Linked DNA regions of Homo sapiens: region 2 is linked to region 1. Evidence: chromatin contacts called from ENCODE Hi-C or POLR2A ChIA-PET data. All regions are on one chromosome and are shown on one strand. Each heading gives the region's core, a stretch centred on a gene start or an enhancer-like site at or near the end of the contact. The rest is flanking DNA. Distances are from core to core; before and after follow the strand shown. Region 1 holds the start of CDC20B (cell division cycle 20B). Region 2 overlaps PLPP1 (phospholipid phosphatase 1).

The links. Hi-C counts contacts between places; a loop is a spot of excess contacts on that map. ChIA-PET counts read pairs that join two places held with the same protein, here RNA polymerase II (POLR2A). Pooled maps may share reads with other maps.
Region 2: a loop to region 1 is called in a map of OCI-LY7, with 2.2 times the contacts of the local background. The contact joins the enhancer-like site here to the promoter of CDC20B in region 1. A Hi-C loop is called at or near these places in 1 of 168 maps with a recorded cell type or tissue (OCI-LY7), 8 of 37 single-sample maps with no recorded cell type and 12 of 50 pooled maps. POLR2A ChIA-PET finds 5 or more read pairs at or near these places in 1 of 52 experiments (activated CD4-positive, alpha-beta T cell).

The regions. Positions count from the first base shown.
Region 1 is chr5:55,168,954-55,176,401 of GRCh38, forward strand. CDC20B (cell division cycle 20B) reads right to left here and starts at 4,224. Exons shown (of 12, transcript NM_001170402.1): 1 at 3,985-4,224; 2 at 3,635-3,697. The coding sequence starts at 4,047. It overlaps MIR449C (microRNA 449c), which reads right to left and starts at 3,400; the gene lies at 3,309-3,400. It overlaps MIR449A (microRNA 449a), which reads right to left and starts at 1,669; the gene lies at 1,579-1,669. It overlaps MIR449B (microRNA 449b), which reads right to left and starts at 1,789; the gene lies at 1,693-1,789. RefSeq lists silencers at 3,948-4,242, 4,330-4,659.
Region 2 is chr5:55,434,336-55,441,783 of GRCh38, forward strand. The region is part of intron 4 of PLPP1 (phospholipid phosphatase 1); the gene reads right to left. Among named protein-coding and RNA genes, the nearest start is that of MIR5687, 71 kb to the right of the region's middle. RefSeq lists enhancers at 3,802-4,629, 7,120-7,448. Within about 2 kb of position 4,201, at least 29 of the 41 ENCODE cell types and tissues checked have a DNase peak (open chromatin) inside an H3K27ac peak, as active enhancers do.

The DNA.
Region 1 (7,448 bases), core at 2,974-5,473:
TGTACCCCCTGGATCTAAAATAAAATAAAGTTGGCATTTTATATCTTGCTCTTTAATTTAAAAAAACTAACACACAAAAGCCAAAGCTTCTAAATTTAGTAGGTTTTATTTTTATCACTAGGTCAGTGATTCTTTATAGAAAATAACATGTTGAAATTTAACCTTAAAAAAAGACAAGATGAAAATAATATTTACATGGAAGATATACTTAAACATAAATCTCCTGAAAGTGAATAACACTGGGCAACATCAAAAAGAGGATGTGATTTGAAAGTAGTAAAATGCGTAAGAATCAAATTATAGATATCTATTTAACCCATGTTCTAGAAATATGTTTAAATAAGGAAAGCATAAAAATTATTTTACCAATAACTTATAATCCAGTACAGTAGAGAATGCGAAATATTTCTTATATCTCATCTATGGCTTAACTAACTGATGGCACCACCAAAGTCAGTTCCACTGACTGGCTGCAAATGTCCGCACAAGAATACTGCATGTCTGGAAGCCAGCACATATCTATGCTACTTCGTGGGTCAAAATGCCTCCAAGGTAATGAGAATATATTTAAGGTCATATTGTATGGTCAGTTCTTCCCACTTCACAAGTTGTTAGATCTCATGCTGTCTTCCAAATATTTCATGAACCTGTGATTTTACAGAAAATGAAGTGAAAGGATTGAGGTAGATCTTCCAAAAAAATGTAAACCATCCCCCACCCAAAAAAAATCCCCAATATTCTTGATATTTCAAGTGAAAAATGTTTTAGTTGACTGACTCATCTGGAAAATTACCTCAACTTTCCCTTCAGTTGGTACACACACAGTCATGGCTATAGAAACCAATTCTAATGCTGTATTTAGAAACTAATGATGCAGAGGCCGGGCGCAGTGGCTCACGCCTGTAATCCCAGCACTTTGGGAGGCCGAGGCGGGTGGATCACGAGGTCAGGAGATCGAGACCATCCCAGCTAACACGGTGAAACCCCGTCTCTACTAAAAATACAAAAAAATTAGCCGGGCATGGTAGCAGGCGCCTGTAGTCCCAGCTACTCCAGAGGCTGAGGCAGGAGAATGGCGTGAACCCGGGAGGCGGAGCTTGCAGTGAGCCGAGATCGCGCCACTGTACTCCAGCCTGGGCGACAAAGCGAGACTCCGTCTCAAAAAAAAAAAAGAAAGAAACTAATAATGCAGAAAGAATCCTAAAGACTTCACTGAAAATCTGGGGACACATTGTAGGTCCATTCCACATTGTTATTACATTCTAAACCTTATAGTTAAAAACATGTAATTTCATAAATACTTAAACACTGTCTACTCCGAAAGACTCCAAAGACTCCAAAAATATTTCTTAAAAATTTTTAGTTATGGAAAAGCAGGCATAAGTAAATTTTTCTTAAAAGGAAAAAATTTAAGTAATTGTAATACTTTCCTTACCATTATAAAACTGTGCATTGTAAGTATTACTGTATTATAAGCTAATGGCAATAATATATTATGGTAAATAGTGGCTTGCTTCATAGCAGAAAGTACACATAAACACACACTAATTACAGATTCAGTTACACTCTGATGTTCATTGTATATGCAATAAGACAGCAGTTGCATGTTAGCCGATGCCATTCACATATTCAACCAGCTAACAATACACTGCCAGCTCATCACACACAGGTATCCAGAGCACTTCATTGACAAGAAGAATTTATCCAGAAGCAAGTGGCAGGGTAGTTGTGGCTGCTGACTTGACCCAAGCAGCCAGCTAACAATACACTGCCTACCTGATTCAGGTCACTGCCGATTCTCGTGGCCCAGGCAGTCACTGAGGCTAAATTTGTAACATGAAACATAGTGGCAGAACTCTAATCTTAATAGTCACATTAAAGAAAACTTATACACAAAATGTATTACTTCAAGACTATAAGAAATAAAATCAATATTTGCTTGAATCTAGTCAAAAACATAAAAGTTAAACAAAAACTTTAAAACTTTCAGAATACTTACATTTAGGTTTTCCAAATTAAATGCTTGGATAAAAATATGTTCTACAGTACAAATGAATTTTAAAAGTTACTTAACTGTAGGCTGGGCGCAGTGGCTTATGCCTGTAATGCCAGCACTTTGGGAGGCCAAGGTTGGCTGATCCCCTAAGGTCACAAGTTCAAGACCAGCCTGGCCAACATGGTGAAACCCCGTCTCTATTAAAAATACAAAAATTAGCCCAGCGTGGTGGTGCTGCCTGTAATCCCAGCTACTCAGGAGGCTGAGACATGAGAATCACTTGAACCCGGGAGCTGGAGTTTGCAGTGAGCCGAGATTGCACCACTGCACTCCAACCTGGGCAACAAAGTGAGACTCTGTCTCAAAAAAATAAATAAAAAGTTACTTAACTATAGCTTTTCAAATCACTTCTGTTTACTGATCCAAAGACTACTTGTCTGTATTAGACAGTAAAATATCTAGGAGTCGTGATAATACATAAGCTGTGCACGACACAAAACTGCAGCAGTGTTTGGGGGAAAAAATCAACATTAAAGTATTTAAGAAATGTAAGGGCTTAAATGCAATTAGTTTTCTCCTACTAGAAATGACATTAGTAATCGAGTTCTGAAAATGCAATTATGTATTCAATATAGGATGTTACCACTTGAATACTGAATTTTTTTTTTTAAGAGGCAGGGTCTGGCTCTGTCCTCCAGGCTGGAGTGCAGTTGTGCAATCATAGCTCACTGCAGCCTTGAACGCCTGGGCTCAAGCAATCCTCCTGCCTCAGGCTCCCAAGTAGCTGGGACTACAGGCACATGTCATCATGCCCAGCTAATTTTTGCAGTTTTTTTATAAAGACAAGGTCTCCCTGTGTTGTCCAGGCTGGTCTTGAAGTCTTGGCCTCAAGTGATCCTCCTGCCTCAGCATCCCAAAGTGCCGGGATTACAGGCATGAGCCACAGTGCCTAGTTGCAAAATTTATATAAGATCTAGAAAAATCTATTAAAATGGTGGTGGATTTGGAACTAGAATCTCTGCGTACAGGTCAAAGGAAGATGAACTATTGAGCCTAGAGAGAAGCATGGTAAATGGTGACAGAGATTTAAAGCAGATGAAGGCTCTTTATGAAACACGTTTATAAAACCATTTAAATTTGTTTCCTTTTACACTGATTACAGGAGACACTAAAGACCTTTGGGTTTGGTCTTTCAAGGAGAACAGGTACTACATTGGATCAACTTTAAATTGCTCACGTTAAGAACCATGGTTTATGCCACTTCTCCACATTGTCCACAAGATGGCACCATTTCCATTTCTTTGGGGGGCGTGCTTCTGAATGCAACAGAGAGGAGTGCAACTAGCAACTGTTAAAATCATTAACAGCCGCTAGCAATACACTGCCTACCTGACACATCCCAGCTTTATCCTTTGCTGTGGAGGCAGAAACTAGAAAGTACGATTCAGATGCAAACGATTGCATTATTTGTCTGGGATCTTCAGTTTCATAAAGAAATTTTTTTTAGTATGTAATAAGATACTAAAATTCTCATATTTTCAGACCAGCTCAAACTTCCTACAAATACATTATTTACCAAGAATTCGTTTGTTCAAGATCAGAATTAAAACAGAGAACAAGAACAAGCCCTGGACTCACGTTGGCGGAATCTTGACTTCTCTTCTGCTTCAAGTCTTTGGAGAGCACACGCATGATACTTTCCTTTGAAAACACAGATAACATATTGAGGGAGAAACTATTTAGGAAAATCATAATTTCAGGTGTGGAATTTTTCTAGATCTTGTGCTTGTCAGATTACACTTTTTTTTTTTTTTTTTTTTTTTTTTGGCAACTAGGCACCTTCAGAATATAACTAAATTACATCACTCAAATTTACGACCAGGGCTTAGAGTTTCGTACCACCTCTTGGTCCTAAACAGATATTATGAACGGGGCCTTCGGCCCCGCATTAGAGAGTTAGGGAGAATGCAGAAAAGGGTGTTACTCACCCACAGCATCTCCTCTTCCGTGCGGACCCTCCGAGGCGCGGTGCGCTCCAGTTTCCACTCCATCTCCGGCTGACTTCGCCCTGCCTGGCGTTTGGCCTCTCTGCTCGACTGCCTCTGGTTTTCTTCCCAGGTCTAAGTCAGTCTTGACGCCTAATCGTCAAACCCCTGGAGTCCCGTCCCCCAGGACCATTCTATTTCACCACCTCCCTCCAGGTCCCCCACTCCTCCCACCGCCGCTGCAAGGTGTTCCCCAGGGTACCATTTAAAAAGCCGGCGGGGCGGCAGTCGGCGCGGGAATCCCCCTCGCCGGCTTCTTATTGGCCGGCGCCGCGGTGTCGTCAGAGCCCGGGTGGGATTCCCCGGCGCGCGCCGCGGCCCCGCCCCTGCCGGCCCTCTCTGGGCCCCGCCCCGCCACCGCCTCCGGCCGAGGCGCGCACCCGGGCGCCAAGCTTTGCCGCGAGCCGTGGCGGGCCTGCGGCTGGGCCTGGCGCCGGGGGCTGCCACCGCGGCAGGAGGCGGAGGGGTTGGCGGGCGAAGAAGCGGGTTCTGGGAGTTCACGATCTTTCCATTTTCAGAAACAAGAATGTTTCCTTATAACGGCCCTGATCCCTGTTCCTCTGCACCCACTTCTCTTTCTCCAACCACACCCTGCCTTTGCAGGATCCGAGCGTGCACAGCTCTCCGGCCTCTGTCCGTTGGTAATCGCTGTGTCAGCTATAGATGTGAGGCGTGTTCGTCAGCTCTTCGTTTTCAGAAGGCAAGAAAACGTGGCAAGATTTCTATGCCGATCAAAAGGGAGAGCGTTGACATATTTATGCAATAAATTATTCCCTGCTCTATACATTGGGAGTAGTCAGGTCCTCTCACTCGGGCTTCTGAGCCCTGTTCCTTAGCAGGGGGTAGGTGAGAGAGGTGAAGAGGTAGTGAAAGAACCAGTGACAGGCAGGACCTCATAAGGCGTGAAGAGGGGGCCAGAAAGCTGAGCACACTGGGGACTCCGTGATAAAGGGGGAGAGGAAGATATTGAGGGTTGAGGAAGAGGTCTGGCGGGAAATGACAGGGAACCAGATGGGCTGTGCAGCCTTAGCTGCCCATCTGAGCTGCCAAGAGAGCCGAGTTGTGCCATATGGCAGGAGGGGACACTGCATCTGGGAAGCCTCTGACAGCCTGGCAGCCTGTTTGTCCCTCCCTTGCTAACCCCCCAACCATTTTTGACATTGGATTGTATTTTGCTCTAAGGCAATGTGAGTTTGTGTGTTTTTCTGGGGAAACAGTTCATAGATAGCAGATACTCAAAAGGGTCAGTGATCCAAAAAAAAAAAAAAAAAAAAACCTAAAACTCACTCCCCTGCTTTCCTTCATACTGAAAGCAAGAAAAAATGGCATTAGAACTAAGACCCAATCTTAGACCAGTTTTCTATGTACAATAATAATGCTGCATAGGGTAACTTAATCTTCAAATGACATATATCAAAATGTTTGATAGTCAAATAACTAGTGGATTAAAAGATCTCTAAGTTTCACCCACAAGAAGTCTATTTTCCTTGCAGTGGAGTACTCATTCCAAATTCCAGTAAATCTTTCAGCAAACATTAAGACTAAATAAAAGTAAACTATTATTGGATGAGAGTCAGATGCATTGTTAATTTAAATGATCAGTTTTGCAAATGCCAACTAAAACTCAAAGTATATTGGAAATAATATGAAGGACATATTATCTTTGTTCTATTTTTAAATATAGTTTACATTTAACCATTTTGTATAAACACAGAATAAAAGCAATTCAACTAATAAGCTCATAAATCCATGTAAATTGGGATTTTTAGAATCCAATTTCTTACAAGTACTAAGAATAGTGAATCATTCATTTAGAATGCAATTATCTGTAAAAATACATTTATAAATTCCATTATAGCCATTAATTCCACAGCATACATATACACAGCCTCCAAATGTCTTTTTTTCCCCTAGTGTGAAGTAGAGAAAGTATTAGTCAAATATCTTTAGGAAGTAATTATGCAGTTGAATATTCAGATTAAAACTTAACTTCAGAATGATGGAAACAGAAACTCGCCACTTGGCAAATATTACAGTAATAACTGTCAAGAATACTAAAATTACCTTGCATATGATGAGAATACTTCCCCCTATAATTAAACACAAAAAATAAAATCACAACTTTTCACTGGCCAAAACTGGCAGAGACCACCTTAACCAAGTGATCAAAGTTAACATCACCATTAGTGAGACATGTTGACATACTGTGCCTCATGAGAAGGACACATCACTTCTGTGATATTTTTGCCCCACAAAATGCATAACCTTAATAGTGAGAAAATACTAGACAAACCCAAATTAAAAGACTTTCCACAAAATTGGCCAGTACTTTTCAAAAGTATCATAGTCATCAATAAAGAAAGAGTAAGAAACTGTCACAGATTAAAAGAAACAAGACATGCCAACCAAATGCATTGCGAGGTCCTGGATTGAATCCTGGACCACAAAAAAGAAGATATTGGTTAGATAACTGTAGAAATTTGAATTGATCCATATCTGCAGATTAGTTAATAGAGTAGTAGTAATGCTGATTTCCTAGTTATGATTATTGTACTATAGCTATATAAAATGTTAAGATTTGTGAACGCTGAGTGAAGGATATAATGGAATTATTTGTACCATTTTTGTAACTTTTTTCTAAGCCTGAAATTATTTCAAAATGAAAAATATTTAACATCATGTGGTCATTCTATTAAAAAGCACTTTGGTAAGACTGTTTGGGGAAAACAGAAACATCCTGTAAACATATTATCTTAATTTTTATCAAATATGGTTTAGGAACAATGTCCAATTCAAATATTTATGCGCCTAAGAGTAGCTTTACTATCTTTCAAATGTTTCCTCTTTGAGAATGGGTTTTGCAGGGAGGATGTGACAATGAGAAAGGCTGTGAGGAAGACTCCTGGACAAAGGCCAATAAGAAGGATTTTGAGGAAAGAAAGGCGACAGGAGCGAGGGGAGGTGGACTAGTGGAGGAAGGGAGAGAAAGAATTTGGAAAAGCTTCCCTTAACTCTCAAAGTCGCCGGTGCTCTGAGAATCTCAGTAGGTCCCTATCAATGGGAAGCAAGAGGATATTCAAGCTTCCCAAATGCGATCTCTTTTTTTTTTCAATTACACTTTCATTCTAAACATCAAGAATGTTAAATATCTCAAAAATATGCCATATACATGGGCTCGCTTCAGCGGCATATGCACTGAATGTGCAATATACCAAGTACACTCCCTTCAATCCGCTCTCCCAACCTCCTCCTTCCCCGACCTTCGTCAGACCCTTTTCAATGTATTTGCACGTGCACACATAGAGTCTGGCCCTGTGGATCTTTCCCCACAAATGAGATCTCATTATACTTATCATTTTTCAACTTGTTTTCTCTAATTCACTGTATTCAACTAATTTCCGAGCAGT
Region 2 (7,448 bases), core at 2,951-5,450, 270 kb after region 1:
GTTAAAATGACCAGACTACCCAAAGCAATCTACAAATTTAATGCAACCCCTGTCAAAACACCAATGACATTCTGCACAGAAATAGAAAAAAAAAATCCTAAAATTCATACAGAATTAAAAAAGAGCCAGAAAGCCAAAGTAATCCTGAGCAAAATGAAAAAAAGCTTGGAGGCATCACACTACCTGACTTCATATTACAAGGCTATAATAACCAAAACAGCACAGTATTGGTATAAAAACAGACTCGTCAGCAACCAATGAAACAGAATAGATACCAGAAATAAGTCCACGTATTTACAGCCAACTGACTTTTGACAGAGGTACCAAGAACATACAATAGAGACAGTCTCGTCACTAAATGGTGCTGGGAAAATTGGATATCCATATGCAGAAGAATGAAATTGGACCCCTATCTCTCAAGTAAGTTGGATTACAGACTTAAATGTAAGACCTGAAACGATAAAACTAATCAAAGAAAACATAGGGGAAACGCTTCAGGATATTGGTCTGGGCAAAGATTTTATGGCTAAGACCTTGAACACAGAGGCAATAAAAATAGACAAATGGGATTATATTAAACTAAAAACCTGCACAGCAAAGGAAACAATCAGGAGAATAAAGAGACAGTCTGTTGAATGGGAGAAAATATTTGCCAAGTATTTATCCAGCAAGGAGCCAATATCCAGGACATATAAGGAACTCAACTCAACGGTAGAAAACCAAATACTCCCATTGAAAAGTGGGCATGGGGCATGAATAGACAATTCTCAAAAGAAGACGTACAAATGGCCAATAGGTATATGAAAAAATTCTCAATATCACTAACCAGGAAAATGCAAGTCAAAACCACAATCTTACCTCAGTTAGAATGGCCATTATTAAAAAGACCAAAAAAACATTAAGAGATGCTGTTGAGGATGCAGAGAAAAGGAACTCTTCTACACTGCTGCTCGGAATATAAATTAGTCCAGCCACCAGAGAAATGCAGAAAAGGGGGCCTAATCCGGGGAAGTATGCTGAGGGAGATGTGCAGTGGTAACTGGGCTTTTTAAAAGGTATTAATACAAGAGATCACCTGGTAACAGGGAGAATGGATGCGGAAGAATCTCCAGTCAGCTGCCCATACCAAAAAATGCTTTCCTTCCTTGATTAAAAAGGATGACTATTTCTAGTATTTATAGTCTCTGCTCCCAAATTTGGAGGCTATCCTGATATACATCAAGAGTAAATGTCATTTATCAAAAGAACACTTGAGTGTGCCACTAGTGTGATCCCTGCTGTAACGTACAGGAACACAACTCTAGAACTGGAAAGGAAGAGACATGGGTTTCCAGGACACACAAATTTTAAATGAAGATTAATAGGAAAAACAAAGATACATCATATTCTTCGCCTGACCTTCACACTCCTCCCTCCCCCATTTTCATCTATTAAAATGGGCTGGATATACAAATACCACAGGAACACAACATATGGCAACCCCGACGCCTCAGAAGGAAACCACAGTTAGGCTATTTCTATTCCTCCCTGTCTCTTTGTACTACAGTGTGCGCCTGTAGTCCCAGCTACTTGGGAGGCTGAGACAGGAGAACTGCTTGAACCCAGAAGGCGGAGGTTGCAGTGAGCCGTGATCACACCACTGCCCTCCAGCCTGGGCGACAGAGTGAGACTCTGTCTCAGAGAAAAAAAAAAAAAAAAAAACTTCTTAGCCGGGATATTACTAGAGATTCATACAAGCAATTTCCTATTTCTTAGAGCAATAAGGACACCAAGCATCACATTGCTCAAAATAACCAGGTGTTCAAGCCCAGAAAGGAGGGTTGCAGAAAGCTGGCCATTCCACCTGCAGGCAGCAAATGCTTCACTGAGAAGCACAGAGGCCTTCCTCCCAGTCCCAAATGATATGGCTTGGCTGTGTCCCCACCCAAATCTCATCTTGAATTCCCACATGTTGTGGGAGGGACCCAGTGGGAGGTAACTGAATCATGGGGGCAGGTCTTTCCCATGCTGTTCTTGTGATAGTAAGTCTCACGAGATCTGATGGCTTTATAAGGTGGAGTTTCCCTGCACAAGCTCTCTCTGCCTGCCGCCATCCACGTAAGATGTAACTTGCTCCTTCTTGCCTTCCGCCATGCTTGTAAGGCCTCCTAAGCCACGGGGAACTGGGAGTCCAATTAAACCTCTTTCTTGTGTAAACTGCCCAGCCTTGGGTATGTCTTTATCGGCAGCATGAAAACAGACTAATAAACCAACACTCCAAAACGTGTGGCTCCGCTTGTGAAGAGCCTCATGATAGTTTTATAAAGTGCACAAAGAAGACCTGGTCAAAACAAACGGAAGACTCTTCATTACACAGAGCCACATCAGGAACAAATTACAAGGTATGCCCATTTTTTCTTTTGTTTAAAAATTAATATTAAAAGAAACTAGAAAATTCAACATCTGTGATACTACTTAGGCATTCTTTCATTATCACTGAAGGGTGGTGCTATTGCCTGGATATTTGTGTTACCCCAAAATTTGTATACTGAATGCCTAACCCCCACAAGGCAATGGGATTAGGAAAATAGGACTTTTGTGGGTGATTAGGTCATAAGGGGTTAACCCTCATGAAAGGGATTAATGACCTAATAAGAGATCCAGGGGAGCTCCCTTGCCCCTTCCACTGTGTGAGGACATTCTACAACCTGGAAGAAGGCCCCACCATTACCCAACCATGCTGGCACCCTAATCTTAGACTTCCAGCTTCCAGACTGAGAAATTTGTTTTTTATAAACCACCCAGTCTGCTGCAATTGGTTATAGCAGCCCAAACTAAGACAGGAAGGATATATAACCATTTTTGGTTGAAATTTCTGAAACATTTAACTTCCATTAAAGGATCTAATTAGAATATCTCACCTTTAAAATAAATAATCGTTGAACGAGATATTTTTTGAAGCTGTTTTGATTTTGCCTTTCCTTGACTAATCTTGTTAACACTTCTTAACTGTAAAATGTTGTTATTGTCTCATAGCCTCTGAATATTCTATTGTTAATAAAGTAAGAACTTTTTTTTTTCCATTTTAAACTAGAGTCAAGGGGTTGGCTTGCAAGCTAAGAACATTTTTAAGGAGTTTTTTTTGTTTGTTTTTTCAAAAAAGAATATGTGACCTACAAAGCCTAAATATTTATTATCTGACCTTTCACTGAAAAAAAAAAAAATACCAACCCCAGAACTAGACTAACAACAGCAGGCTCAATGCAAAGAAATATACCTTGGTCTACTTATTTTGAAATAGTGCTTTTATGACTAGCCAGGCAAGCCAAATTGATTGCTCCACCTACATTTGATGACAGATCTGTCCAGAAGAACACTGGAAAGCAGGCCTCAGTTTAGTCTTCTTTGGGTTTTAATTTCACCATTTTTAGGATTCACTGAGGCACTAAATTTAGATCTTAAATCCCACCTCAAAATCAGACAAGGTTCGTAGGCTATGGGCCATGAGTTGTTCATCATTTGCCCAATGTTCAGCAATAATCAAGTTTGGAAAACATCACGAAGTATCAACAATGCTAGGAGGTATACAGTGAATGCTAAATGAGGGATTATATGAATCTTAAGGAAAGTGGATAGTATGAAAGAGTCTGAGTGGATTTAGATAGGTGGGCAGCACTGTCTAAACACAGGGCAGGGGCAAGGCCCAGATAAGAGGCATTTTGTGGCAGGAGGAGAGTCTGGCTGAAGCATAGATACAGGAATTTCATAACAGGCGGTGATATAAACAATCTGGGGTTACAGCCTCAATAGAAGGGTCTCAGGAAAAGTATTTTAACACTCCTCACTGTATTGAAAGAAAATACAGACTCATACCATGGCTGTTCTCCTGAATAATCAAATAAATTTGGAATCTCTGGCATTCAGCCAAGTTCACGGGGAGTCACTAAGCATATAAACTGGCTATGTGCAAAGCAGCCCTGCCCTGAGCTCCCGCAGGCCTGGGAGGTTTTCACTGATGCTGACACTCTCTTGGCACAGTTAAGTGTGCAGGGCTGCACTGGCTGCCAGAGAAGAACAATGGTCAGGGTGTTTTAAGAGCCATTTTTAACTAGAAGTTAATTTCTGGGTGTCAGGAATTGACAGAGAAGTTTTGGCTATCAAAGACTGTCCTAGGAGAGGATTTAAATGACTACGTCTCTACCCAAATCTGAGACTGACTCATGAAGCCAAGGTGCCCAGAGAAACAAGATGAGTCATTGCTCAAGGAATTCGGGGGTGGGGCTTAGAGGTTAAATGTTGTACATAGGCCAGGCGCGGTGGCTCACGCCTGTAATCCCAACACACTGGGAGCCCGAGGCAGGCGGATCACGAGGTCAGGAGATTGGGACCATCCTGGCTAACACGGTAAAACCCTGTCTCTACTAAAGATACAAAAAATTAGCCGGGCGTGGTGGCGGGCGCCTGTAGTCCCAGCTACTCTGGAGGCTGAGGCAGGAGAATGGCGTGAACCCGGGAGGTGGAGCTTGCAGTGAGCCGAGATCGCGCCACTGCACTCCAGCCTGGGTGAGAGAGCAAGACTCCGTCTAAAAAAAAAAAAAAAAGTTGTACATAAATGTAAAAAGCAAGGATCTGTGTATTCAGGGCTGAAATAAAAGCTGGGGCCTACATCCACATCAAGCAAATATTTCCACTACCTAGAGTCAGTAAAATGCAGTGCATGGTTGCTCTGGCCTGCTTTCTTCTCCAGAAAGGTCTTGGTCTACAACAAATCTATTTATCTAGGCTTCTTTTTTTGCCATTATAACTTTACATCTGTTAAATCAAACTAAAATCTGTCCTGAAAACCCCCTGCTCACATACTTGAGTTCTTCTGTACAAAGAACAACCTAATTTGGTAAGTAAGCAAACTGGGAGCCTGACTCAGGAATGTGCTTCTGTAACAGCAGCTGAGTCTCAGCCAGTCCCTGCAGCCATATTTCAACCACTCACAGCCATTCAAACCACGCTCAAATAAAGCTCCAAGGCCGAGCTGTAACCAATCCGGCAGTTTCTGCACCTCGCTTCCATTTTCTGTACTCACTTTCCTTTTTCTGTCCATAAATTCTCCCTGACCACTTAGAAGCAGTGGAGTCATTCTGAATCTGCAGTGACTCTGAGGGCTGCCCAATTTGAAAGTCGTTTCTTCCTTGCCCAGTGACACCCTTAAATTTATCTAAAGTTGTTCTTTTAACACAGTTGGTTCAAACTGACCCAATTACCACACTATGGTTGACATCATTTTCCCGAGTTGATATCCTTCATATGTGGCTGCATGTCCACTGAGCAGGCCTGCCACTGAGGCCCTCTATTATATCAATGTCATCCTCTCTATAGTAATTTTAATCTTTCACAAAACAGCCCTCAGTACAAGTTACTATTTGACCAATTACACAGACGTTAATGGGTGTTTTGAGAAGGGTCAAGGAAGAAGAGCAGAAAATGATGAAGTATGGAATATGTTATAGCTGAGAATTTTCTTTAAAATTACAAACAGTGGGTCAAAGTTATGTGTCAGTCACTTCCAGAATGCCATTTTACTTCCAGAGATCTGCATGAGCTGACCTTCAAAATAAATGGACTAGGGTTCAGACCAAGTAATCAATCAATCAATACAGCATGGGATCCTGATTATCAAGAAACCCCACAGAGCTCACAGAACTCAGCAGCCCCCTCCCAAGGTGCCTATTCCCTCACTTGTAAAACAGTGGCAGTCATCCCTCATCTTTTCATGGAAATTTAGTCAAAAATAAAAGTAGTGTAAAATGCAAATCATCATCAAGATCAATCAAAACTCAGATTTCTAGATTTCTCATAAAGAGGGACTTGGACACTAACACAGACAGGTGAGCGAAAAACAAACCACAATAGCTAGTGAGACAAAAGCTAGACCTAGTGAGGTCTAGCCCAGGGCATACAAAGCACGCCCACACATTCAAACGCCCTTCAGTCCAGTCACAGGCCCATGCTCTGGGAAGAGCTCTCAGGATAGTAACGGCTCTAGCTATTGCTCAGCCTTCCGGGTCTGCCCTGGTCCTCGTGCTCTAATTAAAAAGAAAAAAATATGTTGTCTCACTTAAGAAAGAATGCTGATTTTTTTCTAATATGATAAATGAACAGAAGATGTCAGAATAGTATTTTCTGCTAACTACCTTCAGATAAGTCACATTTTCCATGCTGCATCTGCAGAAACATTTGAGTGTGTGTCTTAAAAAGGAAGCCCTAAATTCTGCTGAATCATACTCTGTGCTTCTTCACAAAATTTAATTAATGTAAGATGAAAGCTTTGAAAATTAGCTGTTGTAATGGCTTGAGGTTCTGACTTTGAATTTTATATAACACATCTACAATTTACATATTCTTTTAATGTTTGGAATTTGTTTTTTCAAATAAAAGCAAGATTCTAGTAAAACATTTTAAATTATCTCTGAGACTAATTCCCATTAGTTTACCCTTAATGTTACATATTGTGCATTTTAAGTCTAAGCATTAAATTATCATACGGCACTTAATGTGATCAAAGGGAAAAACACAGGAAATGACAAATTTACACAGAACACAACTGTATAAAAATCCCCTTATAAAGAAAATTAAGACAAAAATTATAGCTGATCTATTAGGGTACAGATTTTCTAACCCTCCTCTCTGTTCCCCCTAAATAATGATAATGCAGGACATATTAATACACCCAAATATATAGTGTTTTATTAATACTTTATATGTAAAGAGAACATTATAAAAAAATAAAAATCAAGTAAAATTGACCTTTAAAAATCCCTTGAATGTGTCCTGAAGCCTGGTCTTGCATTAGTTACTCTCAAAAAACTACATATTCATCTCTAGTTTGATAATGCAAAATGTGGGTGCAAATCTTCGTAAGGCCTCACTGCCAGCTTTGTATGATGCAAATGCAAATTGCTATGCTGCTGCTCTACAGGTTGGCATCAGAACTGGACCTGGAAGTTGTATAGATGACAGGCTCCAGAAGTGGCAACTGCCTTTCCCAGCAGTTGAAACCTTTCTGGTCCCTTGCAGAGCACTCTGGGAATGTTTTAGAAAATGGGAGGAAAACAAAATCTGCTCAAATAGGAACAAGGACAGCTGCCTTCACTTAACAATGATCAAAACCCAACTCCTCACCACAGCAGAGCCCAGAAGGAAAGAAGCTCTGCTGCTGTTCGCCCACACTGAGCAGATGAGGAGAGTGGCTCCCAGTTAGGGAGGAGGTTAACAAGCAACAGCAGCCTGTTGTCCCAGTCCTTCAGATTAGTTACCTGCTGTGATTACACAGAAGCTGTGTTCCAGAAAACCACTTCAGGAAACGTCCCAAAGTAAGGGCACACATCAACTACTTCTCAGTATGAAACTTACAGATTTGCAGATCATCTGTTTCACCTTTTGCTACTGGCTAATTTATTAGGACAGGTGAGGAC